Linked DNA regions of Homo sapiens: region 2 is linked to region 1. Evidence: chromatin loops called from intact Hi-C (ENCODE). Cell type or tissue: CD14-positive monocyte. All regions are shown on one strand. Each heading gives the region's core, and the rest is flanking DNA. Links, peaks and the distances in the headings are about the cores only. Region 1 holds the start of TODL (transcript overexpressed in dedifferentiated liposarcoma). Region 2 has its middle 49 kb from the start of TODL.

Region 1 (15,551 bases), core at 4,123-12,122:
TCCTGGCAACACTAACTTTTATTATCCACAAGGACTAATTACAAAGAGATCCACTTTTCTTGGGTATCTGTAAGAGGATAAGCATTCATTTTTCAGGTTTGGTTAAGGATTATTCATGTGGGGGCAGAGAATGACTCTGGAGGCCCTTGTCAACCCTGGAATTCCAGGAAGTTAACCTTATAGTTTCCCCATGCCATTGCCCTGATGTTACAGTGAGAGGCTATACAGGCTGAGGCAGGCTGAATTCTAAGATAGGTCCCAGGATTCCTACCCCCTGACGTTCACCCCATGTAACATCCTCCTCTTGGATTTGATTGAGACTTCTGATCTACTTCTGATCAATAGAATATGGTAAAGGTAAAGGGATTTTTGTAGTTGTAATCAAGGCCCCAAATCAGTGTGTTTTGAGTTAATCAAAAGGGAGATTATCCTGGATGGACCTGGTTTAATCAGGTACAGGACTCTCTCTTAGGTCAGACTCTCTGCTGTTGGCTTTGAAGTACACTGCCATGTTGTGAGAGAAAGGAGAGGATCGCCTGGCAAGGAACTTCAAGTGACCTTTGGAGCTGAGAGTAGCCCCTGGCCACAGCCAGCGAGAAAAGGGACTTCAGTCATATGAACACAAGGAAATGAGTTCTACCTGTGATCTTTGGAAGCAGATCTTTCCCAGTTGAGCCCCCCAGATGCAAATGTAGCCTGGCTGACACCTTGCTTGCAGTCTTGGGAGACCCTAAGCAGAGGGCCCAGTTAAGCCATGTCCGGCTTCTTGACCCACAGGAACTGTGGAGTAGTAAAAGGGTGTTGTTTTAAGCTGCTAAATTTGTGATAACTTTTTATGCGGTGATAGAAAACTAACTCACATGCCTTTTATTACATCTCGCTTAAATCTTAATCTTGCCTCTATTTCTCAATTGTGGATGTATTTACCTATTCAAAATGTAAGGTAGGCCGGGTGTGGTGGCTCACGCCTGTAATCTCAGCACTTTGGGAGGCCAAGGTGAGCAGATCACTTGAGGTCAGGAGTTTGAGACCAGCTTGGCCAACATGGCAAAACCCTGTCTCTACTAAAAATACAAAAATTAGCCAGGCGTGGTGGCGCGTGCCTATGATCCCTGCTACTCCAGAGGCTGAGGCAGGAAAATCGCTTGAATCCTGGAGGTGGAGCTTGCAGTGAGCTGAGATCGCACCATAGCACTCCAGCCTGGGCAACAGAGTGAGACTCTGTCTCAAAATAATCATAATCATAATCATAATCATAAAAAGGTAAAGCTCATCTAGACTTAATTTTGTCTGAACTTGACAACAACAGGACCATCAAGGAGGCAGAATCCTTCCCTGGAAAAAGGGGAAGACTTCATGTCACCACATTTCTACATATCCCCACATTTCTGAATGCTATTGTAGCCAAGCTGACAGCTGACCATGAAATCAGTACAAACACAGAACAATCCTTACACATTACCGTGATTTTCCAACTTTTACCAAAAACCACTAAGGCAAAAATGCCATTTAATGGTATGCATTCTGGGCAGTACTGCTTGAAAGTCCTGTTGGAGTAGGCAATGAAACTTGACTTAATATCTTGGTAATTAAAACTAAATTCTAAATTTTCTTTAGTAGGACTTCCTAGCACAATGTGGGCTGAGGGAATCCATCCATTCACTTAATCATTTAATGTTGACTATGAGGCCACACACAGTACTGGGCAGCAGGAATACAATGGTGATTAAGACAGGATACTTACCCTCGAGTTGCTAGAGGAGAAGACAGGCAGGTAAACTGATAATTACAAATCAATACAATTGAAAAGGGCTATGTGACAATCAGGAGACTGGAAGAAAAACTTGTCTCCAAAGATCACTATACTGAAATGTATTGTTTACCTTTGTCTATTGCTATTACTATTCTTTACATTCCAGATGTTTAGCACTGTCTGCATATCATAGGTACTCAATACTGTATTGGAACTAAGACAACATTAATTAAGATCATATAATTTTATATCTCACCTAAAAGAAAAAAAATGTTGCTAATGAAACTTTGGCATACCAGAGTTCCTAAACAGATTCTGGTTTCAGAAACGTTTAAGTGTAGAGGGAAATGCTCACCTTAGAATTGATTTATAGTATGTAATCACTGAACTCTTTTATTGGATTTCTAGGGCAAGTATGGAAGGAACAAATAGAGATGTCAGAGTGGATACCAGAAATAAAAGGTATGCTGTCGGCATGTCATCTAGCACTGCACACTGCTGACTCAAACCAGATTATCAAAGGAGTGACCTCCCAAGTTCTCACTGTAAGACAGACAAAGCCATGTGAGACGTCTTTAAACAGTTCTAAAAGTTGCAAGGTCCTAAAGCTATGAAAGAATGCAAGATCCCATAAAGTTTAACATTTTTTAGTTATTAGATAGAAAATACATTCACTTATCTTCTTAGAATCTCATCTAGTTCAGAGGTCGTTAAAGTTAAACAAATAGCCGAGCATGGTGGCTCATGCCTGTAATCCCAGCACTTTGGGAGGCCAAGGCAGGAGGACCCCTTGAGCCGAGGAGTTCAAGGTCAGCCTGGGCAACATAGCAAGACCTCGTCTCTACAAAAAATCAAAAAATTAGCTGGTTGTGGTGGTGCATGCCTGTGGTCCCAGCTACTCAGGAGGCTGGGATGAGAAGATGGCTTGGACAGGGGAGGTTGAGGAGGCAGTAAGCCATGATTGTGCCAGTGTCCTCCAGCATGGGTGACAGAGCAAGACCTGTCTCAAAGAAAAATTAAAAGATTAAAAAATAAAGTTAAGCAAGCAAATAAAAACATCTACTATCAAATTGGGTTACTTTGTGTCACCTAAAAATTCATATGTTGAAGTCCTAAACCCTTGTACCTCAGAATGGATAAGATCATTGCAGATGTAATTAGTTAAGATGAGGTCATATTGGGGCAAGGTGGGTCCCTAAATACCTGTTGTCTTTATAAAAGGGGAAAATTTAGACAGAGACATGAACAGGGGAAGAACACCACGTGAACATAAAAACAGAGATCAGGGTGATGCGTCTACCAGCCAAGGAATGCCAAAGATGGCCAGCAAACCAGCCAACCACCAGAAGCTAGGAGAGGCATGGAACAGTGTCTCTCTCATAGCCCCCAGAAGGAACCAAATTGGCTAAGACCTTGATCCTGGACTTCTAGTCTCCAGAGCTGTGAGACAATAAATTTCTGTTGTGCAAGCAACCCAGACTGTGGTATTTGTTATTGCAGCCCTAGCAAATGAATATATCCACATATCTGCAGAGCTAAAGAAAGGCCATATCCAATCACGTGGCCAGCCTCGGTGGGTGCTGCAGACTTCTGTGAATAGGCAGAATCAAGTAGCCTGAGTCAGGAAACAAAACCCTTTCAACATTTCAGAACCTGTGACACAATGTCTATAAAAAGACAGTCTGACAGGGAGAAGATCTCATGTCTGACCAAAATTTTTGATCATTAGAAACCTCTAATAATGAGGGTGGTAATTGCCATCCTTAGCAGATGGGCAACCTTAGTTGACCAGGATGGTAGCACTTTTCCCAGTTTTTCCATCCTGGGAAGATGAAGAATTAGGTATATGATGGTATATATAAGAGAATCAAAACCAAGATTAGTATTTTTTTTAAATTAGTGGGCTTTATTTATTTTTATTTATTTATTTATTTATTTATTTGAGATGGAGTCTTGCTCTGTTGCCCAGGCTGGAGGGCAGTGGCGCAATCTAGGCTCACTGCAACTTCCGCCACCTGGTTCAAGTGATTCTCCTGCCTCAGCCTCCCTGTAGCTGGGATTACAAGTGCACGCCAGCACGCCCAGCTAATTTTTGTATTTTTAGTAGAGATGGGGTTTCACCATGTTGGCCAGGCTGATTTGGAACTCCTGACCTCAAGTGATCTGCCTGCCTCGGCCTCCCAAAGTGCTGGGATTACAGGCGTGAAACACCACACCCAACTGATGTTAGTATGTTTTTTATGAAGTAAGAGTCAGTATATATTTGATATGTGCCAGGTGCCCTTTGTCCTCTCATAAAACTTACTACCATCCAAGCTGGAGAGGCACAGGGCTCATGTTGACCCATGAAAGCAGATTGTTATATTTTCAAAAATTTTGCAAGCTCTTATTAAACACTGTTCCAGTCCTTACAACTATACAAAAATGATAGCTAGCATTGTTGAAAACAACATGGCTGAAGCTGAAAGAGGTTTCAATTTAGGGACTAGAATTCGTACAAGGGTGGGAAATAGTTTAACAGCAGATGACATCAGATCAAATGGCAATACTTTTATGGAGAAAAGAGTTAGCAGATAGGGATGCAGCTCCATTTGTCAAATCATGGTTGAACGGCAGCCACAGTTGCAGTCACAGACACAAGAGTTTGGCAAAAATCAACAAAGGCATTCAGTGAGATTCAACTGACCACATGGAATTTACAATAAAGGGTATTGTATAGTTGATTATTACTTGGAAGTTGTGTGCTACATATATTTACTAACATTCCTTTTCTCCCACAGCCAGTTGTTAAACACTTACCCCACTAGGGAGACAGACCATTAACAAATACACGGATAATAAATACGGTAAATTCAGGTGGTAGTAAGAGTTGTGAAGGAATTTGAGCAGAGTGATGTGGCCGAGAGTGACTGATGGGTGGGAAAGTCTTATGACACGGGCAGGGTTGTGAATGGGGAGAGTTAGCCAGCACATGAGGATCAGGGAGGTTATAGGTAGAAGGAAGAGCAAGCCCAAAGGCCATAAGGGAGGAAAAAATTTGCACGTTGCTATCATTGCTATTGTTAGCAGAATCTGCACTTGAGACCCCAGATCCAAGGATTCCACTCATCCCTTTCTTTCCCAGTCTGTAGCTGGGCAGTTGCTCAGGGTCACGATCTATTTGGCCCTGAAAGAAACACCTGGGGTTCCTGACTTCCTCCACAACGTTTCAGACACTATCAGAGTTCTGTATGGTTTAGATTATAAATGTTCTATGTATTCCTTTCTTGTTTCTCTTCTTTGGTGGAATTTGAAGCCATGGAACCTATATTTTTCCATTTTCCTTGTTCCTAAACTATCTTTCTTACCCAGGTCTAAACTAGATTCCATTGGATGTCTGAGGTCCACCTCCAAATTTTCTCCCATGGTAGAGTTGTGTAACCCAAAAATAAAATTCTAAGCCCTCCAACCCTCTGAATGGACTCCTCCTCTCGGCAAGGGCATCCCAAAGTTAACCTGAAAAAACAAGTTCAGGCCATTATGGAAAGTGGGAGCCAGACATGCCTCATTATACCCTCTTCCTTTTTGGAATTACTGACAGAACAGACTCTTTAAGTCTGATAAGAAACATTTACAAGCTCTCTGAAGCCTGCTACCTGGAGGCTTCATCTGCATGATAAATCTTTGGTGTCCACAACCCCTTATCATAACCCAGACATTCCTTCCGTCCTTTCTATTGATAATTACTCTTTCAACTAATTGCCCAGAAAATCTTTAAATCCTCCTATGACCTGGAAGCAGCCACCCCATCTCCAGGTGCTTCCAGTTGTCCCACCTTTCTAGACTGAATGAATGTACATTTTACATGGGATGATTGATGTCTTGCCTTATGTCTCCCTAAAATGTATAAAACCAAGTTGTGGCTCAACCACCTTGGGCACATCAGGACCTCCTGCGTCAGGAGGTCACAGGAGGCTGTATCATGGGTGCATCCTTAACCTTAGCCAAAAAAATCTCTAAGTTCTTTGAGATCTGTCGCAGATACTTTTGGTTTACGGTTGTGATTCCTCCAAGTGCCTCATTGCTAGGCTCATTTAATGATGTGGTTGGGGCTAGCAATTCTTTTTTTCAGTTTGGCTTTGGAAATTTACAGCTCCTAAAGTCAAACCAAAGTTTTGGGGCAGGTGTTTTGATTTTATATACCTTCAGTAATTGCACTTACTTGGTCCTTGTTGGTTCCTGAAATTCAGATCCTGCCTAGGCTCTGGGGAAATGCTCAAAGGATGTTTCTTTGTCATATAACAACAACACAGTCAACTCTTAAATGTCATGACTGTAATTCATTCCTTAATGATGGTGCAAATGAGTTAAATCTTTCATATTGTAGACTTTTAACTTTGCAAACATCCTTTAAAAAGCCATTACAGGGATATGCTCACTCCAACAGAGAAGTGCTTTGGCTGCAGCATGAAATAGCTAATTCATAATTTAAAGTATGATGCCTCTCCCTTTTCCCCTTTTTAGATAGTTTATAAAAAGGGAAACTTTCTCCTGTGTGTGCTGAGGGGCTGGATTTTTCACTGGCTGTTTGCCTTCCGAGCACTTTCTTCATGGCCAGCACTTATGAGCAAGCCTGGTGTGTTTAACTTAGCTGGTGAAATGATCAACGGTAAACGTCAGTTGCTGACATTAGAGCCAGCTGCTTGAAGTGTCAGCGCAGCTGCTTTGTGAGATGAGAACAAGATCTTACTGCTGCTCCTTGTTCCGTGGCGAGGCAACAAGAAAATGCCCATTATGAACCAAGGGGCTCATAACACATTCATTTTTACTCCTTTTACCACCAGCTCAGATTTCTATAGAGTGAAACCTAAGTTCAGAAATCTGGAAGCAAATGCAAAAAAAATGTACCCCTGCTTCTGAAACTGTGCTCTATTACTCACGGATTTCAGGATCTGCTTTTTCTTTTTTTTGATTGTATGACTCACATAGATTTTAAGGAACCACCCATGAGGGCCCCTATGCATTTGGATAATTAAGATTCTTCCTGGGTGAAGAGCAACAGTCCCTTCTTTCTGAATGACTGAAGATTTAAGAGCTCTGCATGCCCTGAACTACACTGTCCTGCGGTGAGGCTTTGTTTTCCCTTGTTCTGGTCCTGCTGGACCTAGAGATTGGGGTGCGAAGGTGCTTAGGGTGCAACAAAGGAAAGAATTGAGCAGGCCTGGACAATGTCACCTCACCAAAGCGGGGGCAGAAGGCAGCAGAGGAAAGGTGCTTAGTGCAAGCCTAAGGATCTTGTAAGCCTTTGTAGCCCGGACTCTGACCAGCCTGTTGTTTCTTTAACATCCTGCATTCAAGTATTTGATGCAAATATGATTGCCTCTAGGCAAGAGAATATAAATATTTGCCGAATGTATAATTGAATGGAAAAAATAGCTGTGTAAGTGAGGACAGCGATGATCTCTTCTTGCCTTCTTCTCTTTGTCCTGCTCCCTCTCCTTTCTTCCTTGGTTTTCAAAGAATTCAAAACAAAACAAAACAAAACAAAACAAAATGTAGAAACCTGTTTTGTCCTGGGAGTGTAGTTTCACCAGCTCCCTGCTGTTCCAGTCTATCCAAGCTGTCAATCAAAGCAAACAACAGAAGTTGGCTAGCATTCAAAGGAAAAATGTGTTTTATTACACATTTTGACATATGTTGGATGATTTAGTAAGATCATGGTGCCTTGTCTCATTTTCGAAGACTTCCTGAGTTCATTTTTTTTTCTTTTTTTCATAACTTTCATTGAACTTTTAATGGCCTTTTTGTATTTTTCTCATGGAGGATGCTTCATTAATAGAGGGACTATGTCCAGTAGGAAAATATAAAGTGGTTTTTTATTTTTAGAGAAAACAGGTACTAATATGAAATGGATGAAGTGCCTTCCAAGCCCATGGTTTCCAGGCTGTGTACCAAGGTGCCCTGGGGTGCCACTGGATATTTTAGAATTGTAAGGAAAGCACAGTGATACCTGACACCCATTCAGGTACCACACAAACTATTAGCTCACGGTAGTTGACAGCGTCACCATTAGATTGTGCAACATTTCAACATTTCTTTTGATTATGTCATATTACTTGTGAAGCTGGGTCTACTGTGCCTATCCTGTGGCACTACGTGCAGAAACATGAAACAGGAAATGAGGGTGGTGGTGTCCAGTCTAATTCCAAGGCTTGAGAAGTGAGAAAAGAGGCTGGGCATGGAGGCTTACTCCAGTAATCCTAGCATTTTGGGAGATCGTGGCAGGAAGATTGCTTGAACCTGGGAATCTGGGACCAGCCTGGGAAACACAGAGGAAGACCTTGTCTCTACAAAAATAAAAATAAAAATTAGCTGAGTGTAGTGGTGTACAGTGGTAGTCCCGGCTACTCTGGAGGCTGAGGTGGGAGGATGGCTTGAGCCCAGGAGTTGGAGGCTGCAGTGGGCTATAATCATGCCACTGCATTTCAGCAGAGCAAGACCCTGTTTCAAAACAAAACAAAGAAATGAGAGAGAGAGAAAAAGAGAGAGAGAAAGAGAGAGGAAAGAAGAAGATAAAGAAGCAGAAGGAGAAGAAGAAGAAGAGGAAGAAGAAGAAGAATAAGAAGCAGCAGCAGCTAAGAGAAGAGAAGAGGCGAGAAGAACTTTTATCTGAGGAATCCAAATCCTTTTAAATTACCAAGCCCAGAGAGACATTAAAATCAAACAGCAATCACATTCTATCGCCTCCTTTGAGCTACATATTCATCTCTTGAAATTGCTTGCTATTGCTACAAGTATCTATAAATTAACCTAATAATGTTGCATCAGACAATACAACCCATACCCTATAGCTGAACAATGTATAGCCTATCACTAATCAATGTTATTTCTGTAAACTAATGAGAATTCCTGATAAATAACTTTGTATCAGCTTACTCCCTGTTCCTTTTTTTTTTTTTTTTTTTTTGCCTTTAAAAACCTGCTTATTAACAAAGTCCAAAGGAAGCTTGTATTCCAGGTTCCTAGGGTCTGAATCTCTGGGGCAGCTGTCCTCACTTTCACTCAAGTAAACTCTTTAAATTATATTTTGTGCCTCAGCGTCTTCCTTTTAGTTTGACAGAAGTTATGCAGTGTTCAACAGGAAAATGCATCCCATTAATAGGTAACTTTAATTATTTAAGAATGAAATAAAATTATTTTATTTCAATTTTTATATACAGTTTTTCAGACTAAGTTGTTAGGTCATAAATATTTATCAAGTTGCTTAGACCTAATTAACAAATAGCTCTGGTAGGCGTTTCTTTTGGTTTAGGGACGGGGCACTGAAAAATTTACTGAGACTCTGAGAGTGCCACAAACAAAAAAAAAAGCTGGGTAGTTTTGGACCAAGTTATCTAAGAAATAAATATGCATAAGAGCATGAGAATAACTGAGGAATATGAAATAAAACTTACATTGGAGATGAATATGCAAGGTACTGGAAATCTAGGGGCATGTGGCAGCAGGTATAGAAATGCCAGCTGATCCTTGGGGAGGGACTTTTCTGTGGCAGCGTCGTGACAGGGGTAGCGATACATGGCTCCCAGGCCACCTCTCATTTTGCCCCACACTATTGACGGATGTCACTGGTCCATTTGGACATACTTTCCCATGGAGTTTACATGCATCTTCAGAATCCTTCTCAACTTAGTGATTCAAGCAACCAGTGATCTATCAGAGGTGACACAGGAGACAAAACCTACTTACTCTTCCTGTTCTAAGTCAAATTCCCAGCCTTACAGTCTCAAAAACTGAAAATTTCTCATTCTGTCAGGACTTTTGTAGCACCTGTGATCGAGCCTGTCCCTGGCATGCAGAGTCATACTTAAATAATGAAGGGAATCCATTGTAGGAGCCAAATCCCAACTCCAGAATTTGTCCCAAGCCCCTGACCTACCCCCTGCCTGCTTTGACAGATACTCTTGGCTTCTCTCCCTCCCACCTCACCCATTCCGTGAAACCTCTTTAGTTGGGAGCTGGTGTTCAATCTTCTCCTCTGTGTTCAGTCCCCCTGGTCACCTCTAGACTCGCTTTGCTGGTGTTGACCTCAATAGCCCTCCAGGACACGGCTCTTGGGATCTATGCCCTGATGTTGCTGGGGTCTTAGGTAGAAGCCCCACCCCTCATTAAGCAATCTCAGGTCCCACTCCTCCCCAAGTCACTATTTCAGGGAGATGGTTTGGGTTAGACCTTGATGTTCTCAAATTTGGGAGAATTTGCTCAAACTAATAGGACTTGTTGTGATAGGTTAATGTGCTCTGTTAAGATGGATGGATTTTATTTAGCAGGCAATTGGTGGTTGCTCAGGTCTATCTGGGGAAAGTAACTTGGGTTGTATGATGGATAAATTGGAAAGAGAGCGTTCTTAGGAGAAAGGACCTGATGTTTTAGCTGTCTGCAATCTTAATTACAAGCTCTGAGAATATAGGAATAAAAATCAAGTGCTTTTTCTCTTCTCTCCCTCACCAACAATCAACACAGAAGACTTCTGTGACCTCTGGTCACTGACCAGTATGTAGGGATTTCTCCCCACCAACAACCAATCAGTTCTGCAGTGAATGCCAGCTATGTGTCTTATAATTCGGCTCTAACACTGTCTACCTGGAGATACCATCAGAACTCAGAGTTGAGCGCTCAGTCCCACAAGACTGTCCTCCACTTGTGATGCCAATCACACGCTCCAGACTGTTTGACCTGTCCTTCTGACTGACCGGCTTCAAGTTGGGGCTCTTACGATGCTCTCCTTGGATTTGATTAATTTGCTAAAGTAGCTCCCAGAACGCAGGAAAACACTTTACTCAACATTTTTTCATTTATTGTAAAGGACACAGATGAAGACATGCATGGGGCAAGGCACGTGGGAAGATTCACGGAACGTCCAGACCTTCTCTAGATGTTCCATTATCCAGGAACCTCCATATGTTCAGCTATCTGGAAGTTCTCTGAACCCAGTCCTTTTGGACTTTTATGGAAGTTTCATTATGTAGGCATGATTGACTAAACCCTGGAAGTTGAATGGTGGGGCTAAAGTCTGAACCCTCTAATCCTGCCTTGGTTTTTCTGGTGACTAGGCCCCATCCTGAAGCTCCCTAGGGGCTGCCAGCCACCAGTCATCTCATTAGCGTAGAAAGATACTTATTGCTTTGAAGATTCCAAAATTTTAGGAGTTCTATGCCAGGAAATGGGGATGAAGAGCAAGTATATAGTTCACTTTCACAATATCACACGAGCCAATCCATAATGGGGCTTCATGGCTGCACAGCAGTCCGATGTCAACATGCTAGAGAAATTTAGCATACATCTCCAGAAAGGACATATCTGTTCTCTATCCTGCACTGGTCAGACTCTGTCTGTGTTGCACTGTTCAGTTTCAAGAGTCAGATTTAAAACAGACGACGATGTGACAAAGACTCTCTCTTTGACCAAACTTTAGTCAGGCTCCCCTGAGCCCCTTTTTCAGTGAAGCTTCAAAGAACTTGGCATCCATCCTGACTTTGGCCTGTCTAGCCTAGTTGTAGCAAGAATCACACTAAGTCAGTTTAGCAAGAATCTCTCCACCCTTGATATCTGACCACTCTGGCCTGCCTTCAGCAAGAACCCTCCTACCCCAAATGTCCCCTATTTTTACTTTTCTATCCACTGACCCCTCACTCTGCCCCTTGGCTATAAATCCCCAGCTATCTTTGTTGAGCCTGATCTCTCTCTCCTATTGCAGTTTTGAATAAAGTCTTCCTTACTGTTGGGGCTCACAACACCATACCCCAAAATATGGCACCTTGGAAACTGAGAAGACAGCAGAAGCAGAAAGATCACACTCTGACCTTCTCCACCTTTTTCCCCTGAGGCCATAGAAAGAGTTCTCTGATCTACCTCCCCTGAAAGTGGGTCATAAGACCTTCATTCCAGAGGGGGATCTGCCCTATAGCCAGGCAGAAGATTCTGAACAAACAGGCCTTGCTAAGTTACCCCAAGTTTATTACCATTAGATCTGTCAAACAAACAAAATTTCAACATGTGTAGTTTAAAGATCTCATTGACTTTGATTATCAACTCATAAATTGAGCAGTATTCCATCTGAAGATGAGCTGAGCAGAGGAGATGGGCTTTATAGGCAAAAAAGGCAGAAGAAAGGAGAAGCAAGGAGCAAAAACTGGATTGGTCATCATAAAGTTACTTTTCTTATAGGCTTAAAACAGAGGGGACTTTCTTATCATGCTGGCTGAAGTAAACTGGGCCCTGTGTAATTGGTTGCTGTGAATCTACTGTTTTTTGGTGCAGGAACTCAGTCCAAAACAATGGCCTCCCATCAATTTTCTTTAACAGATTGATGAGGTTTGGATATTTGTCCCTTCCAAATCTCATGCTGAAATGTGATCCCCACTGTTGGAGGTGGGGCCTAGTGGGAGGTGTTTGGGTCATGGGGGCAGATCCCTCATAAATGGCGTGGTGCTGTCATTATGGTAATGAGTGAGTTCTCACTCTATCAGTTCATACAAGAGTTGATTATTTAAGAGCCTGGCACCTCCTCCCCCTCTCTGGCTCCTTCTCTCGCCATGTGACACGCCTGCTCTGCCTTTGCCTTCCGCCATGATTGTAAGCTTCCTGAGGACCTCACCAGATGCAGATGCTGGCACCATCCTTCTTATAGAGTCTGCAGAAGAGGGCCAAATAAACCTCTTTTCTTTATAAATTACCCAGTCTCAGGTATTCTTTTGTAGTAAGGCAAAATAGACTAATACACAGGTCATACCCTTTGTCCTCTAATCACACTTCTGCATAACCGTCCATAAAAATACAGTTTCCCTTGGGTCATTGAGTCTTCATTTCTGAAGGCTCTTGTGTCACCTAAAAACTTTGATGAAATAAATTTGTTGTGCTTTTCTCTTGTTAATCCATCTTTCGTTATAGGGATGTCAGCCATAAATCTTGCAATGGGTAAGGAAAAGATATTACTTTCTCTCCCCTATATTACCATTTTAACAAGTGTCAGAATAATTTTTTCTTTACCAATTTATACACTATAAGGTGTTCTGAAGGGGTGACCAAAAAGTGAAAATTCTTAAAATCACATTACAGTTATGTGCTGCATTGTGACGGTCCAGTCAATGATGGACCACATAAGATTATAATGGAGCTAAAGAATTTCTATTGCCTAGTGACGTTGTAGCCATCATAATGTCGTAGCACAACAAATTACCTTATGTTTAGGTATGTTTAGATACACAAATATGTAATCATTGTGTTACAGCTGTATCCAGTATTCAGTACAGTAACATGCCATGCACATTTGTAACCTAGGAGCAATAGGCTAAAGCATATAGCTATAGACTAAAAATAAAATGCTAAGCCCCTACTAACTGAACAGACACTCTCTTGGCCAAGGAGACCCCAGGAAACCTCAAAAATTGAATTCCCAGCCATGATGGGAAGGGAGGTTAGACATGTCTTGTTATGTCCCCTCTCTTTTGCAGTTTAGGCACAATTGACCAGCATTAATGTTAGAATAGAGATCATAAGATGAACAAAACAGTCTCTTTGTGACAATAAGACACCACATTATAAACAGGACCTAAGGCCATACCGGACAAGGGTTAAGTCACACACCCCTTATAGCTCACTCTGTATTGGTTAACAGACTTCCTTATCTCAACTTCAAACATTCCTTTCTTCTAAGTTTTTAGACAAAGCTTTACTCCTTTAACCAACTGCAAATTAAAGAATCTCTAAATCCATCTATGACCTGTAAGCCCCCGCCTCCCACTTCAAGGTATCCCACTTTTGGGGGGCCAAACAAATGCATGACCCCCATATATTTTGATTTTATGACTACCTGTAACTTCTGCTTCCCTAAAATGTATGAAACAGAGTTGTGACCTAGCTGTCTTGGGACCACTTAGTGAAGGCTTCTTGGGTTTGCACATTTCCCCAGACTATGGTCATGCATATTGGCTCAGAATAAACCTCTTTAAAATATTTTACAGAGCTCGGTTTTTCCACTAACATAGGCTAAGTAGGCTATACCATCTAGGCTTGTGTGAGTCCACTCTATGATTTTTGCACAAGGATGAAATTGCCTAATGACACATTTCTCAGTATGTATGCCCATCGTTAAGTGATGCATGACTTAGATTTGAGTTAAAGGTTTAGAGTTTTTTAAGCCTTAAATCAATTCTAGAGGATTGAATTACTAATTTCAAAATTGCATCAGATTGTTTCAATGTTACTTTTAGGGATAAATGTTAAAAACACTAATTCCATAATTAATCACCACAATTTAATTTTTGTGTCTCTCAAACTGTTTAGTTGTTTAAAAAAAAGAGAGAAACAAGGAAAGTGAGTGAATCCCATAGGTTTCCAATTAAATAAGCAGTCAATCTATAACATCAGAGATATAATTTAAAATAGAGCATGGATTATGGTCTGCCTGTATTTTAGTTTCTTGTGCAGTAGCGGGGCTAAGGGCTAGGAATCTGTCACATGGAGGCATATCTGAAAGTCTGGTGGGGGAATTTCCTTCAGGAGAGGGTCAGTAGGAAAGACCAAGGGAGCCTCAGGGCAAAAGAACTCAGGTTGAGGGAGGAGAGCTGATGTAGTCAAGCCGGAGTAAAACAGGGACTATACTGCTTACAGGGACTGTACTGCTTATCAGATTTTCTTCATCAGGGACTGTTGAGAGGGACCTGGGGAGACAGGATGGTAAAAACCAAAACAGTTCTATCAGCAGCTCTAGAAGCTGTTGGAAGAGAATGGCCACTGTACCTCACTCATTCTCGTTTTCTTCACCCCAAGGAGGCATTTGTTTGGGAACTGCGGCCTTGTGTGGCTCAAGCTCCAGCCGAGGAACAGATGGTGCAGCGAGAGGGTCTTGCAGCAACTAGACCAAGAAGAAGGACACGCAGATGCCATTTGCTATCATGAGGTCTGTTTCTGCCAGCAGAAGAGTGGAGCTTCACGCCGTGACTGACAAGATGCCTTGGCCAGCAAAGGTGATGCATTGAACTTAGGTGGAATTTCAAAAGAGCTGAGGTTCCTATAATTGGATGGATAAGACAGGATGTAGGAAGAATAGCTCTAGGATTATAACTTTGACTAACTTTATGTTCAAACTGGTGTTGCCAAGGAAAACATGATTACCTTTGTAAAGATATGGGTAGTGATTTTTAAGAGCCTGGGAACAGATTTATACGTCTTCCTAATCCTAAAACTCCCTGCCTGGTGCAATGCCTTGTACCCATAGGGGTTCATACAATGTTTGTTGATTTAAAGTAGATTTCAGAAAACATTATACAACAGTCATTTGTCTTTAAATCCAGTTCAGCAGCAATTAATAATAATCATAACCCAGGCATCTAGGCAATTTGTGCTCATTGTCTCATTTAGTGCCCCAGGCGACCCTGTTGAATGAGTACAACCTCCATTGACGAAGTAGAAACAGCGGCTTCCAGGTGGACAGCTTGATAAAGGCAGTGAAAGTCTGGCTCTCCTCTGCACATAGTACTTTTGAATGCAGATATGTGTAGACGTCCATAAACAGCAGACCTCAATTGAAAACGGGAAGCCAAGATTTGGAGCCAGGTCTGTTTGAGCATAAAGTGTATTGTTTCTGTCACTCCTTTCAAAAATGAGGCCTTTCTGAGCTTCCTCTAGTCTGCAAAGTACTGCATGATTGAAGAAAGAGGGAGAGAGGCTTCTTTGTCTAGAGGCCCACCAAATTGAACTAAACAGACAGCCGAATTTACACACGGAGTACTAGAGACTTCTGAGGAATAGAGATGGGTCA
Region 2 (15,551 bases), core at 4,444-12,443, 48 kb after region 1:
AACGGTATTTCTCACAGATCTGGAGACTGGGAAGACGAAGATCAACCTACCAGCAGATTCAGTGTCTGATAGAGGTCTGCTTCCTGGTTCAGAGGTAGCCATATTTTCACTGTAACCTCATGTGGTAGAGGGGGGCAAAGGATCTCTCCAGGGTCTCTTTCATAAGGGCACTAATCCCATTCATGAGGGCTCTGCCCTCAGGACCTAATCACCTTCCAAAGGTCCCATCTCCAAATACCATTCCATTAGGGATTGGGTTTCAACATATGAATTTTGGGGGCAACACAAACATTCAGTTCATAGCATGGTTCAACCTAGATTCTTACATGAAGTTCAGGGTTCCAAGAGTAGTCTTCCAGTAAATAAGGAGGAAGCTGCATGATCTTTTATGATCTAGCCCTAGAAATCACATGGCATCACTTCCACCATACTCTCTATGTCCACCTAGATTCAAGGAGTGGGGACTTAGATGCCACTTCTAGATGGGAGGAGTGTCAAAAAATTTGCAGCAATGATTTAGAGCCATCACAACTCCCTCCACAGACCCCATGCCCCATCATTCCACTTACCCTGTGGCTCTAGTCAAAGCCTCCACCTGGAATGGTTTAGATACTTGAAGAATCTCACCTTTAGGTCAAGGGCTAGACACAATACAGGTACTGATGCTCCTAACATTGTGTTTAATAGAGAATTAAGGGCGAAACTTTTTTTTTTTTGAGACGGAGTCTCGCTCTGTCACCCAGGCTGGAGTGCAGTGGCGCGATCTCCGCTCACTGCAAGCTCCACCTCTTAAGGGTGAAACTTTTTGACTAGCTTCCTAATGTTTTGAAATTTCCATTACATTGCCAGAAAAGGAATCAAAATATAGTCTTGCCTAGAAAAGGAGAGAAACCTTACTTTTGGTAATCCTTGGACCAGCATATTACCAAAATAGAAACTTGGACACACAAGATTAAAATGTGGGTCTAGTGATGAGTTGAGAGAATTGTTCCAGGATCAAGGCCAAAACCCAGGTTCTCCAACGAAGGCATAAGATCATAGCAAACTGCACATCAAAATTCACTTGATTCTGTGTCATTATCTTCATATCCTCCTGGGTAACTGCATGGTTGGTCTTGGAACCGAGACAGCTAAGCCTGGTATTGGGTGCTTTGCTTCTGTTCAGGAAAGAATGTGCTGCTCAGCAAGTTATTGATCTTCAATAACACTGACCAACATACATTTGTTGAGTAGATCCTATGTTTCAGGCATTGTTAGGCTCAGGGCAGATGTAGAGAAACAGATAGTGTTTTTCCCTGAAGGAGCTCAAATCTCATAGAGGAGATAGCAATAGATGAGTGAGCAAATAATCACAATACCATGTGATAAAATAGTATACCTGATCACCTCAATAGATGCAGAAGAAACATTTGACAAAATCCAGCATCCTTTCAGATTAAAACTCTCAGCAAAATCGGCGTACAAGGGACATACCTCAGTATAATAAAAGCCATCTATGACAAACCCACAGCCAACATAACACTGAATGGGGAAAAGTTGAAAGCATTTCCTCTGAGAACTGGAACAAGGCAAGGATGTCCACTTTCACCACTTCTAATTCAACATAGTGCTGGAAGTCTTAGCCAGAGCAATTACACAAGAGAAAGAAATAAAAGGCATCTAAATTGGTAAAGAGGAAGTCAAACTGTCACTGTTTGCTGATGCTATGATTGTATATATAAAAAACCCTAGACTCCTCTAAAAAGCTCCTATAACTGATAAAATAATTCAGCAAATTTTCCAGGTACAAAATTAATGTACACAAATCAGTAGCTCTCCTGTACACCAACAGCAACCAAGCTGAGAATCAAATCAAACTCCTTTTACAATAACTGCAAAAAATAAAATACTTAGGAATATACCTAACTGAGGAGGTGAAAGACCTCTGCAAGGAAAACTACAAAACACTACTGAAAGAAATCATAGATGACACAAACAAATGGAAACACATCCCATACTCACAGATGGGTAGAATCAATATTGTGAAAATGACCATACTGCCAAAAGCAATCTACAAATTCAATGCAATTCCCATTAAAATACCACCATCATTCTTCACAGAACTGGAAAAAAAAATTCTAAAATTCATATGGAACCAAAAAAGAGCCCACATAGCCAAAGCAAGACTAAGCAAAAGGAACAAATCTGAAGGCATCACATTACCTGATTTCAAACTATACTATAAGGCCATAGTCATCAAAAGAGCATGGTCATGATATAAAAATAGGCACATAGACCAATGGAACAGAATAGAGAACCCAGAAATAAACCCAAATACTTATAGCCAACTGATCTTCAACAAAGCAAACAAAAACATAAAGTGGGGAAAGAACACCCTATTCAACAAATGGTCCTGGGATCATTGGCAAGCCACATGTAGGAGAATGGAACTGGATCCTCACCTCTCAGTTTATACAAAAACCAACTCAAGACGGATCAAGGACTTAAATCTAAGACCTGAAACTATAAAAATTCTAGAAGATAACATTGAAAAAAACCTTCTAGACATTGGCTTAGGCAAGGATTTCATGACCAAGAACCCAAAAGCAAATGCAATAAAAACAAAGATAAATGTCTGGGACTTAATTAAACTGAAGAGTTTTTGCATGGCAAAAGGAACAGTCAGCAGAGTAAACAGACAACCCACAGAGTGGGAAAACATCTTCACAATCTATACATCTGACAAAGGACTAATATCCGGAATCTACAATGAACTTAAACAAATTAGCAAGAAAAAAACAAACAGTCCCATCAAAAAGTGGGCTAAGGACATGAATAGACAATTCTCAAAAGAAGATATACAAATGGCCAACAAACACATGAAAAAATGCTCAACATCACTAATGATCAGGGAAACGCAAATCAAAACCACAATGCAGTACCACCTTACTCCTGCAAAAAATGGCCTTAATAAAAAAAAATAGATATTGACATGGATGCGATGAACAGGTTACATTTTCTACACTGTGGGTGGGAATGTAAACTAGTACAACCACTATGGAAAATAGTGTGAACATTCCTTAAAGAACTAAAAGTAGAACTACCATTTGACCCAGCAATCCCACTACTGTGTATCTACCCAGAGGAAAAGAAGTCATTATATGAAAAAGATACTTGTGCACACATGTTTATAGCAGCACAACTCACAACTGCAAAATCATGGAACCAATCCAAATGTCCATCAATCAGTGAGTGATAAAGAAACTGTGGCATATATATACACGATGGAATACTACTCAGCCATAAAAGGGAATGAATTAATGGCATTCACAGCAACCTGGATGGGATTGGAAACTATTATTTTAAGTGAAATAGTTCAAGAACGGAAAACCAAACATTGTATGTTCTCACTCATAAGTGGGAGCTAAGCTATGAGGATGCAAAGGCATAAGAATGACACAATAGACTTTGGAGACTCAGTGGGAAAAGGGTGGAAAAGGGTTGAGGAATAAAAGACTGCAAATAGGGTTCAGTGTGTACTGTGCAGGTGATGGGTGCACAAAAATCTCACAAATCACCGCCAATAAACTTACTCATGTAACCAAATACCACCTGTTCCCTAAAACCTAGGAAATAATTTTTTTTTCTGAGACAGAGTCTTGCTCTGTTGCCCAGGCTGGAGTGCAATAGTGCAATCTCGGCTCACTGCAAGCTCTGCCTCCTGGGTTCATGTCATTCTCCTGCCCCAGCCTCCTGAGTAGCTGGGACTACAGGTGCCTGCCACCATGCCCGGCTAATTTTCTGTATTTTTTTTTTAATAGAGACGGGGTTTCACCGGGTTAGCCAGGATGGGTCTCAATCTCCTGACCTCGTGATCCACCCGCCTCAGCCTCCCAAAGCGCTGGGATTACAGGCATGAGCCACCGCGCCCGGCCAAAAAAAAGTTTTTTAATTAAGTGCTAAGTGTTATAGGTGCACAAAAACGGGAGTGATCTGTTTTAAAGCCTTTGGTAAAAGACGACTTTTGAGCTGAGTTTTGTCAGGTTAAGAAGATAGCAAGAGCCTCTTGAATAGAGAAAACATCCCGTGAACAATATTGAGGTGCGAGACTATGTTATATACAAAGAACAATGGATAATCCTATGAAATTGGGGTGTTGATTTTAAGGAGGGTGAGGTGGAAGTGAAAGCTAGAAAATGGATTTGGGTCGGATTTTCAAGGTTTTTATATTTCAGGCTAAGTTTGGGGGTTTTACTCATAAACAATAGTCGAGGATGCAAAAGAGTAGAAAATGTGGCAAAACATGCGTGCTATACAAGCTGTTTTTCATCAGTGAGGCCAAGAATGTCCTGCGACTCAGAGCTTTGTCATCTTTGATGTTTTGCAAACCTCTTTTGGAGCCAGACTCCAACTGCAAATTTCAGACTTTCTCTTATGTTTATGACCTTGTATTTTTCAAAAGGTTTAAAATTTCACATTGCTGCTATGTTCCATCCAGTGAAGGCAAGGTTACCTGCCAGAAATAATCTGAAAGGCAAACAGTACAGTTTTACCAGTTTCTCTGTTATGTCATTCATTTCCAAGTAAAGAATAGATCAACAAACAGACAAAATCCTTTTTGTCCCCAGACAGAATTTAAAAGGTTAATTTTATACATGTTGGTAGATTGTTTTCTCCTACATGTGGTACAAACCACCCGCTAGAGGCAAATTACTTAAATCAGCTCTCGTAACCACACATACATATTTATGCAGCCAGCAGTGGGAGGTGTGGAGGGCAGGGGGATTCCAGGTGACTCAGTATGTCTGGCATCTGGGTCAAGAATTTCAACCGATGGCAGAGGGGTTGCCACCATAATAGGTGCTGTGTATGAACTGCCACCAAATCACTGCATGTGATTTGTGCCGTGTGAGGTCCTTACAGATCTGTTTTGAGGCTAGGCAACCCTTAATGTGAAGCAGCTTTGATTTTTTCCAGCTCATTCAGCATGGACGGCCTGGAGGACTTGCTTTCCTGCTAGCTTCTTAGGTGTCTAACTCCTAGTTAGTTGTGGTAAGTCTGTCCTGGAGTTTAAATTTTCCCAGTATTGACATAAATCACTGCACATTGGAAAATTTCTAGGTGGCTCAACTATATGCAGCACATGGTGCCCAACGTGGGGGAACGTTCATTTTTCTCTCCCATTTCTTTTAAGTGAAACTGCCATGAAAAGTAGACATTGAACTGTATTTTAATCAGTATTATTCCTCTTTCTTGCTGTGGAGATATCCAGTTACCTTGCACTGACAGATCTTTGTCTTAGGAAGATCCATCTGCTTAGCCCCTTTTAGCAAAGGGCCCAGATGTTGCTGCAAATAAATTGCAAACTGGCACAAAAGCCAAGGAGATTCAAAGGAGAAGGTTAGGAATGCCAAGCCCCTTCCTTCTTTGAGATGTTAATAAAACATCTATACTGGATTAAACTGGCCACAGTACAAGGCCACGAGGCAGACAGCACTATGACCCCATGGAGAAGCTCACCTCTGGAGAGAACAATGTGGCACAAGATTTCAGTTTCTTCCCATGGCCTGGGTAGTCATGGCAGATGGTTCGACACGGGCTGATGTGGGAGACCCTCCTCTCTGACCCTCCTAGACACTCCACCACTGTGCGTGGCCTTGAGGAAATGACCAAGAGTGAGTTTAAACCATATAGTTCTCTTTCTCAAAAACTTTTAGTTTTTGACTTAACATCTTAAATATAAACATCCCAACTGGATATTCAAGGCCCCAAAATCTGACCCTGAAGTTCTTTTCCCAGGTTGTTTTTCCAAATGACCCCTACAAGGTTGCTCTGGTCGGTCGACTTGAATAGCCTGATATGCTCCTTTCTCACCTCCTTGCCTTTGCTCGGTTGGGAACATTCTCCCTCTTTCTACGTATCAACACCCCGCTCACCCTCTGAGACCCAGCTCATATGTAACTTCCTCCAAAACTCCTCTCCTAAATCCCTCCCACCAAGATTTCCTTCTCTGGTTTACTTTTCTCTTGCACGTTTCCACTGCTCTTCATGCACTTATGTACTGGAGCCTCATCTGTTTTTAGCCTGTACACTGAAAGACACCATTGTAGGTACTGTGAGTTGCAGCCCAGAAACACAGGAGATCTGTAAACGGTTACTGAATTGCAACAAATTGTGTTGTCAAAGGTCACACAGCTGGTTAGCGATAGCAACAGAGGTAGCAATCACCTTTCCTGACACCTAATCTGATAGTGTCAGTAAAATAAACTGGAATCCTCTTTTCTTCTAAAACTTACATGTATCGCTTAAAAAGTATGACATGTATGGTATATATCATAAAAAATCTTTTAATATGTCTTTATCACTTCTTTCTGGCTATAAGTAACCCTCCCAGTTGTCAATGAGAAGCGTGTTTACCAGGCAGAGAGAGCATGCAGCATGCTGGTGGGTGCAGCAACGCTGTGTTCTGCCCAGATCTCCTTGGATCCCCTGTAGGAGTCTGTGCTCCTGTTGGACTTCTGTGTGCCTGTACTTCTAAATGGCCTGCAACGGCAACTCACCTTGAGCCCTGCCCTAGGGTACCAGAGCCATTTTTCCCACACACAGAAAACTGTCTGCATACCTAGGAATGTATGTTTCCTTGGGGTGGCCCTTAGTCAATGAGTGATTGGTGTGGATGTATGAAAGACCAACTGCCTGGCCTCCAGTTGGGACAAGCTCTAAGGCATAATTCATTCTCCTGAGCTGCTCTCCTGCAGGAGCAGGCGGGAGCTGGGACTTTGCCTGATATCGTGCCTTCGCTCAGATCCTTCTCATCCCTGTCCTGCTTCTCAAACTCCCCCCTGCCCCACCCCGGCCTCCTCACAGGCCACTTTCTCTATACATCCCTTGCCCATGAATCCACATCTCAAGGTCTGCTTTGGAAGAACTTAAACTAAGGCTGTGTTGTATGGAAGACAATGGAAGATGGAGCAAGACTTAATCATTGCTCACAAAGACCAAAATCAAATGGAAAGTCCCCTCTATGGACAGTTGACGTTCCTAAGTGGCTCTTTTTGGCTCACAATCAGAAGCATCCAGAGTTCAAAATGCACAGTCCAGATGATGACACACATGAGGACTGAGGCTTTGTAAGTCTCACATTAACACAATATTACATTTGGCCACATCCCCTGGCCTTTTGACTGTTTACATCCTCAGAATTGAGGGGTGTTTGAGAAGGCCTGCCACCAGGAAGAGTGCCGGTCACTGGATTATTGAGTGACATTGGACTCTGCCTACTTTCCCAAAGTGAAAAAGTCTGTTACTGCAGCAAAGGCAGTGCTGAGGAGCGAAATGTATGTGGATGACATTGAATATAATTGACCATCATTTCCTATTTGCCGTCTTCCTATGTCCACAGGCTGGAATACCAATATTGCCCAATCAAAGGGCAACTTCTCTGAAAGAAATAGAGAAAAGAGTAGGATGCAGCTCTATTCCTGGGTGCTCCCTCTCACGTGGTCCTGAGGCACTTAGCACTTTCATAATCACTGTTGTAAGAACCTGCTTCCTTTTCTTAGACTGTGAGATCTCTGAGGACAAAAACCCATCTTGCACGTGACTGTGTTTCCAGAGCCTGGCACAATGCCTGGCACTAAGTAGGTGCTCAATAAATATGTTCTGACTCTACATGGGAGCCCTTTGAACATGAGGCTGGGTCCCTGGAGTCTGATCACATTAGGTTTACCTTCTTAGAACGGATATAGATTAAAGGATTCTGGAGTTGAGGCTGTCCCTGCTATGGGCCACAGTCGTCACATACCAGAGAAATGGCTGCTCCAGTTGCCTCTTGAACCATTTCCAATGTTTCTGCCTGCTAAGTTTTAGTAAGAAGTGCTCCTCCTGGAGACCCTGAAGGAGGCACAGTTTCCTCAGACCTAGGAAATCTTGGAGGAAGGCTCATTAGAGTTCCCTAGCTTAAAAAAGAAACAAATTTGACATGGTCTGAATTCATTGTTCTGGAAATTACAAGACTTATTTTAATAGAAGCAAGTCCCTGGTCCAGGAGAATGGAGACCAGACTCTGGAAGGGAAGAGAGTTCTGGAAGGTTGTCTCTGCCTTGGATTCATCTTTGCAGTCTTACCACCTGAACATTAGTTGTAGTGAATGTCACTTGTGTTGGGTGCCTCTGAGAGCCAGATTGTTCTTCCTCCGAATGCCCTGTGATTGAGCCACTGGACTGTGAGGTCCACCAGTAGGACCTGTTTCTTTCTCCAGTACCCAAGGAAGAGTTACAGAATCCTGATGGGGGCCATCAATAAAATCACAATTTTCCATCAGGATCAAATACTTGGGAAGTGATGCCAAGGGCAAAATAAGAAAACTAGAGCTGAATGTTTTTATTTATTTTTCAAGCTAAATATCTGTGAGAGGTTTGTAAAAACATTTACTATTTTTAATATTCTCATACCTTAAAAGTTGAAGCCATCTTTGGCTGCCACAGGGTAATTAGAAGCAGTCTGCTTCCTCCCTGTCCAGTTTCCCAGACGTTGGGAGAGTGGAATGTTGGCTGAAGAAGGGAAGATTGTGCAATGCTTTTTATTTTTTATTTATTGCTAAAGAATTGATACATTGTTTAATAAGTTCTTTAAGAAAATTCTATTCTCTGATTTACCTTCCAAATGGCTTGAGTGGTGATGGAAGATTTAAGTCATTTTGTGTTTTTTAGCATTGCAGTCCATATCAAATTCCATACCTTCCTTAGTATACTTATTATTTGCCCAGTAACATATAGAGTAAGATCCATATTCCCAAGTCAAATTCTGAAGAAAGGTCTACTTTTAGATTTATTTTTAGTTTTTTAGTTTGTTTATACTTGACACCAAAACCACAAAATATTTGTATGAGCCAACGCTCAAAAGAGTGCTTCCATAAGCTTGTTACTAGAAGTTGCTTTTGGTCCTAAATTGCCAAGGAGGCAAGACTCCAAACATAGGTTTCCTGTTGGGGTCCTTGGGCAATATTACTTTCTGCCAAATGCCCTTTTTGGGGATTAACTTTTTTTAAAGCAACAAGTTAGAAAATAGTGAGTGTATTTTAAAACAGCTGCAAATATATGAGTTAACAGAGTTAGAAATGAGGTTGTCAGTTACCACAATTCATCAGTTCTTCATCCAATAAATATTTATTAAGTATCTATCATCTTCCAGGAACTACATGTTGGTTTAAGCCAAATTTAACTTTAAGATAAATTGAAGTTTACTATTGCCTTCCAAATAGTAAATGTTACAGAAACAGGAACAAACACTAGGTTTTAAGATAATCACAATAATTTTATTCCAATAGTTTTCAAGGTGACTGGTTCTGTTAAGGGGAAAAAAAAACCTTTTGATAAAGAAGTAGACCAGGCACAGTGGCTCACGCCTGTAATCCCAGCACGTTAGGGGGCTGGGGCAGGAGGATCATTTGAGCCCAGGCAAAACAGGGAGACCTCATGTCTACTAAAAATTAAAAAAAAAAAATTGGCCAAGTGTGGTGGTCTGAGCCTGTACTTCCAGCTACTCTGGCAGCTGAGGCAGGAGGATGGCTTGAGCCAAGGAGATGGAAGCTGCAGTGAGCAGTAATTGCATCACTGCACTCCAGCCTAAGTGACAGAGCAAGACCCTGTCCGAAAATTAAAAAAAAAAAAAGAATTAGGCAAAGTCAAGGCTATCATTTTAATATCTACATTCCTAAGCTTTTCTCCTCAATAATCATTTGAAGTAGACAAAAGACGAAAATAAGAAAGTAAGAAGATCTGATAACTCCATAGGAAATTTTACCCAACAGAATACTTTCTGACAGCAAATTAAAATTCTAAAGCCATAGAGCATCTACATAATGGTGGCCATCTTAGGACGGTGAGTATCAGTATCAATCACTTTATATTGTTGGAAACATGCACATCATACATTCAGGCATTTAATTTTTTGATAAAGACTTAATGTCTACAAAAATGCACATTAATTCATTTTAAAAATGATTATTTTATTTCTAATTGACACATAATACCTGTACATATTTATGGGGTAGAATGTCATGTTTTGATACATATATTATACATTGTGTAATGATCAAATCAGGATAATGAGCATAGACATCACCTCAAACACTTTTTATTCCTTTGTGGTAAGAACATTCAAAATTCTCTCTTCTAGCAACTTGGAAGTATACAATACGCTATTGTTGACTATAGTCACCCTACTGTACCCTGGAACACCAGCAGTATCCATCCAATGGACCTGTACCTTTGTACCTGTTGACAGCCTGTCCCCATCCCCCTCTCCTCCTTACTCTCCCCAGCCTCTGATAACCACCATTCTACTATCTACTTCTATGAGATCCATTTTTTTATATTCCACCTATGAGTGAGATCATGCAGTATTTGTCCTTATGTGTGGAGAAAGGGGAATTCTTATACACTGTTGGTGGAAAAGTAAATTAGTACAGCCATTATGGAAAACAGTATGGAGTTTCCAAGAATTAAAAATAGAAGTACCACGTGATTCAGCAATACCACTGCTGGGTATATATACAAAGGAAATGAAATCAGTATGTCAAAGCGATATCTGTACTCTCATATTTATTACAGCACTATTCACAATAGCCAAGATATGGAATCAACCTAAGTGTTCATCAACAAATGAATGGATTTTTTAAATGTGTTATATACATATGATGGAATACTATTTGGTCATAAAAAACAAAGTCCTGTCGTTTGTGAGAATATGGATAAATCTGGAGGACAATGTGTTAAGTGAAACAAGTCAGGCACAGGACAAATATTGCACTGGTTCTTGACTTGTCTCCCTCTGTGTAGTAATTCAGAGTCTATGGTAAAATGAATAAATGCTTTTTTCCCCCCTAAAAGATCCACTAAGCATCACATGTATACACTCTTGTCATCTCATTCAGGAATATCAAGTTAACCTAATCTTTTGCTTTCAGCTTGCTTTTTGGAAGCACTGATTAAATCATTTACACTAGGTATAAAATAAAAATTTACATAAAAACATTGAAATATGTAATTTGTCAATGAAATATCGAGTAGTGGCATTTAAAGCACTCTGTTTGCTGCTGGATTTGGTAAAGGTGAATAGGATACTGAGTCTGCCTTCTAGAAGCTTGTAATCAGTGGGGCTGACAAACTCAGACAAGAACAATTCAATGTGTGCTAAGGAGGTTTGCACAGAGGAAAGAGAATTAACCCTGCCTGGGATGGAAGGAAGGGTGAGTCAGGGAAGTTGATACTTAAGAGGTGACTTCTGAGTTTGAGTTGATTCTGGGAAGTTGAGTAAGTGTGAGTCAGAAGGATTAGATGAGAGAAGAAGATAAAGAGGAAACTCAAGAAGCTATAATAGAAAAGATAGGCCGGGCACGGTGGCCCACACCTGTAATCCCAACTCTTTGGGAGGCGGAGGCAGATGGATCACTTGAAGTCAGGAGTTTGAGACCAGCCCGGGCAACATGGTGAAACACCACCTCTACTAAAAATACAAAAATTAGCCAGGCCTGGTGGTGCCTGCCTATAGCCCCAGTTACTTGGGAGGCTGAGGAAGGAGGATTGCTTGAGCCCTTGAAGCAGAGGTTGTAGTGAGCTAAGAGCATGCCACTGCACTCCACCAGCCTGGGTGATGTGAGTGAAACCCTGTCTCAATAAATAAATAAATAAATACAAAGATAGACATGTGTTTATATAATATTAAAAACTCATATCATGCCAGGCACAGTGGCTCACACCTGTAACCCCAGCTTTGGGAGGCTGAGGTGGGACGATCACTTGAGTCCAGGAATTCCACACCAGCCTGGGCAACATAGCAAGACCCCGTGTCTAGAAAAAGCTTAAAAATTAGCTAGGCTTGGTGGCGTGTGCCTGCGGTCCCAGCTACTCAGGAGGCTGAGATGGGAGGATCACTTGAGCCCAGGAGGTAGAGGTGTAGTGAGCTGAGATTGAGCCACTGCACTCCAGCCTGAGTGACAGAGGGAGACCCTCTCTCAGAACAAAGCAAAACAAACAAAACTCACAAAACCCCAAAAACCTCATATCATACAAGAAGTTTTGGACAGAACAGGTACAAGGTACAATATTGTTGATACTAGAATTTACTTACCTGGAAAAAATATTTTAATTCAAATAATGCTGAAAAATTAGTATCAACATCATTTTATACAAAGATTTATTTTAAATTGGCTAGAAGTACATACAGTCTGGGTGCGATGGCTCACGCCTGCAATCCCAACACTTTGGAAGGCCCAGGCAGGCGGATTGCTTGAGGTCAGGAGTTCGAGACCAGCCTGGTCAACATGGTGAAACCTCATCTCTACTAAAAATACAAAAATTAGCTGAGCATGGTGGCAAGCACCTGTAATCCCAGCTACTCGTGAGGCTGAGGCAGGAGAATCGCTTGAACCTGGGAGGCGGAAGTTGCAGTGAGCTAAGATTGCACCACTATACTTCAGCCTGGACAACAGACAGGGCAACACTCATTTAAAAAAAAAAAAAAAAGTACATATAATATGATCTCATCTTTGTAAAAAAAAAGAATGGCATGCACCTGTATAAAATGTATGTGTGAAAATGCATTTGTGTGTTTACATATTTATTTAAATAGCATTAGATGAGCATTGGTAAAACTATGGAAGAAACAGTCATGTAAACAACATGGTTTCCTTTGGAGAGCGGCTCATGTGAGAAGAAGGGGAAGAAAGAAGAAAGGGTGAGCTAAGAAAAAAAGGGAAAAATATAGCTTAAAAGGTGTGATTACATCTATGCATGTATACATATGCATACATGTGTACAATATAGGTATATGTATATACAGAGTGTTGGGGGGGGAGAGAAAAAAGACAGAATGGTTTATAAGAAAAGAAAATGACATACAAACTGAGGGGCATTCGGGGCAGATTGGATACCTTGTGTGAAACCACCAGCACATTTAAAAGATTGCAGAGAGTCACTGCATAGGGTGTGGGTGAGACCTGCCTTTTCACTTCTTCAGTATCTGATAGTCCTATCAGCTATCACTGATAAATGTAGGTGGGGTGGGTGATTTTTCCTTTTAAGCCGGCTGATGTTTCTTTCTTACAGGAATTTATAACCCATATCTTGGCCTTGTCATTGGCAAAGAGGAAGATTTCTTTCCAAAGAGGAAGATGTTAATCTTCAGGCCTAGATTTTCTGGTTCATTATATCATATGACATCAATAGCAAGGGAATCAGAGAGCACAGGCCTCTGGATCAGCATCTGAACCAGCAGGATGGAGCACTGGTACACATCTGGCCTTGCCTCAGACCCACTGGAATCAGCTCACCTTACCTCTTCACTCTCAAGAGTCCCATTTGCAAAAGAGAGCTTACACTGTGTGCCTTGGAGGAATGGCAAGCAAGCACATGACAAATTCTCATAAACAACCTTGATATAAACATGCCAGCTACAGAAGGCATGGTTCTGTTCCCTGCTGCCCTTAAGCTTCCAAGTAAAAGTATTTCTTTTGTCTACTCGAATAATGGAAATACTTTTCATAGGTGTATACATATGTTTACTAAATCAATTCTATGTATTGTCTTCTGCATGTCATACCTGCTGCTGTCACAGTTATAATTAAGTGTTACTGCAATTCAAATGTAGAGTAACCACTGTCAGCCTGAAAACTGGGCTGAGAGGTAGGGAAAGGGATTGAGCCACTCTGAGCCACACTGATTTCATAGGTTTTAAGCATGGGTGAGAGAACCAAAAACCATAGCCAGATGAAGGCAGAAGAGAAATGGTGTTAAATAGATAAAATTGGACAAAGAAGAAAAGGGAATAGGGATTAGGAAGGAAAGATATGGACAAAGGTAGGAAGATAATCCAGGAGCCACTACAATAACTGAAAGGGACCCTTTCCAGTCATGTCTGTCTATTTTGCTGTGAATGAAAAATAAAGGGCCTGTGAGGCAAGATCTCAGCCAGGATCACAGAGGGAGTCAGGAGCCCACAGGTGTAATGCTGTTGAGCTTGATCCCTAAGCCAAGCTGCGCTTTCGGCTTTGCCATGTACTAGTTGTAAATTATTTAACTTCTTGTGCCTCTATTACTTCATCTGTATAATGGAGATAAAAATGTCAACAATAATATCTACAAGAGCAGGCTATTACAAAGATAAAGTGAATAAATTGGCATAAAGTGTTTATGACACTGCTAGCACAGAGTAGGTACTGTATATGTGCTAGTCCCTATTATTTCCTGTTTTCAGAAGGTAGAAGTAAGCACTTTCTACTAGGATCTGTGAATCCTTTTCCCTGAAGGCAGACAAAATATTTAAATATTTGGAACAAAGAGAATTAAAAAAAGAAACATGCAATGTTTGCAGAATTCTTGTGAGAAGTTCCTTCTCAACCAAAAAGTTTGCTTGCATGTTGTTTAATGTTTTCATTAGAAAACAGTGTCTTAAATGAGGAAGGACAATTGGTATTGAGTCTGTAATAAAAGAGGAAAGGGACTGTGACTAGAGGCCGCCTTGGTCTACCATTTCTGACCAAGGCGAGGTAACCAAAGGGCCCAGAAACTGTCACCCCACTGAGCTTGGCTGTGATTTGTGGACAAAACCCTCTTTATCCTTCTTTTTGTCCAAACTGAACTGAGTCAGTTCAGAAATCCTGGACTTCTCAGATGTTCAGCGTTATGTCACTTTGGCAGAGAGCAGAGGGGATGTCTGAATGCTGCTTAGCTCTGTCTTAAGTAGGAAATAAAGGGACAAGGAAAACCCTTTGACTGGGTTCTCTCTTCTTATCTGAAACTTGTGTCTCCTGCAACCTAAGTTTTCTACCTTCTTGTGATTTAAGTAACCAAAGTGAGGCCTAGATGGCACAAGGGAATGATTTCCAAAGTTTGGCCAACCTAAAACAGGGCCCAACTCAGAAAGGTAGAATTGAACATTAAAACATCTTTCTGGAGTTAATTAGGCATGGTGTATCACATGCCTTTAAAATATTTATACTCTTTCATACAGCAATTCTAAGTATTTATCCTAAAAAAAAACAGTAGATGTGCACAAATATTTTACTATTCAAGGATGTTCATTACAGTTTTGTTTTTAATAGTAAAAAATTGGAAACAATCTACATTTCCAAAAATAATCCTAATTAAATTAAGTATGATTCATGCATTTTGTAGACTCTTATGAAGAGGCTAAACAATCAACTATAGAAGAAGGTTTATTAATGTAGGAAAATGTTCACAATTCATTGGCAAATAAATTTTGCAGAAAACCTCAGTGATAGGTAGAAGAATCGAAGGATAACTAAACCCTCCTCGATCCGTACATTTTATCCTATAGAAAGAGGGACTATTTACAATGAAAATAAAATAAAGCTATTTATTAGATGTAGTGGAGTGGACAGGAAAAGGAAAGAAGAAATTGGTGTATACCAAATATTCCTGTTCTCCCAGCTGTCCCCAACTTGGCGTTCTCACAATTCAAGCATTCTCCCGTAGGGCTATGGACTGATGTTCCTGTCCCCCCACAATTCATGTGTTAAAGCCATAACCGCCAATACAATGGTATTTGGA

What was found. A loop is a pair of places that touch in the nucleus more often than their neighbours do. Peaks named below come from ENCODE experiments on the same cell type or tissue, not always from the same donor. Only the 100,000 strongest peaks of a DNase experiment are listed, where the experiment ranks them.
Region 2: a loop joins it to region 1, with 3.0 times the contacts of the local background. A loop is called at or near these places in 5 of 110 quality-filtered maps.

The regions. Positions count from the first base shown.
Region 1 is chr12:69,000,879-69,016,429 of GRCh38, forward strand. It overlaps TODL (transcript overexpressed in dedifferentiated liposarcoma), which reads left to right and starts at 6,781. Exons shown (of 3, transcript XR_001749099.2): 1 at 6,781-6,858; 2 at 14,561-14,757. RefSeq lists an enhancer at 6,565-7,258. In CD14-positive monocyte, for the core only: no CTCF peak of the experiment used is centred there; DNase peaks (open chromatin) are centred at 6,373, 6,703 and 7,873; H3K4me3 peaks cover 2,190 bases; H3K27ac peaks cover 3,692 bases.
Region 2 is chr12:69,048,420-69,063,970 of GRCh38, forward strand. No RefSeq gene overlaps it. Among named protein-coding and RNA genes, the nearest start is that of TODL, 49 kb to the left of the region's middle. RefSeq lists an enhancer at 5,152-5,749. In CD14-positive monocyte, for the core only: no CTCF peak of the experiment used is centred there; DNase peaks (open chromatin) are centred at 4,772, 7,042, 7,492 and 11,262; H3K27ac peaks cover 3,028 bases.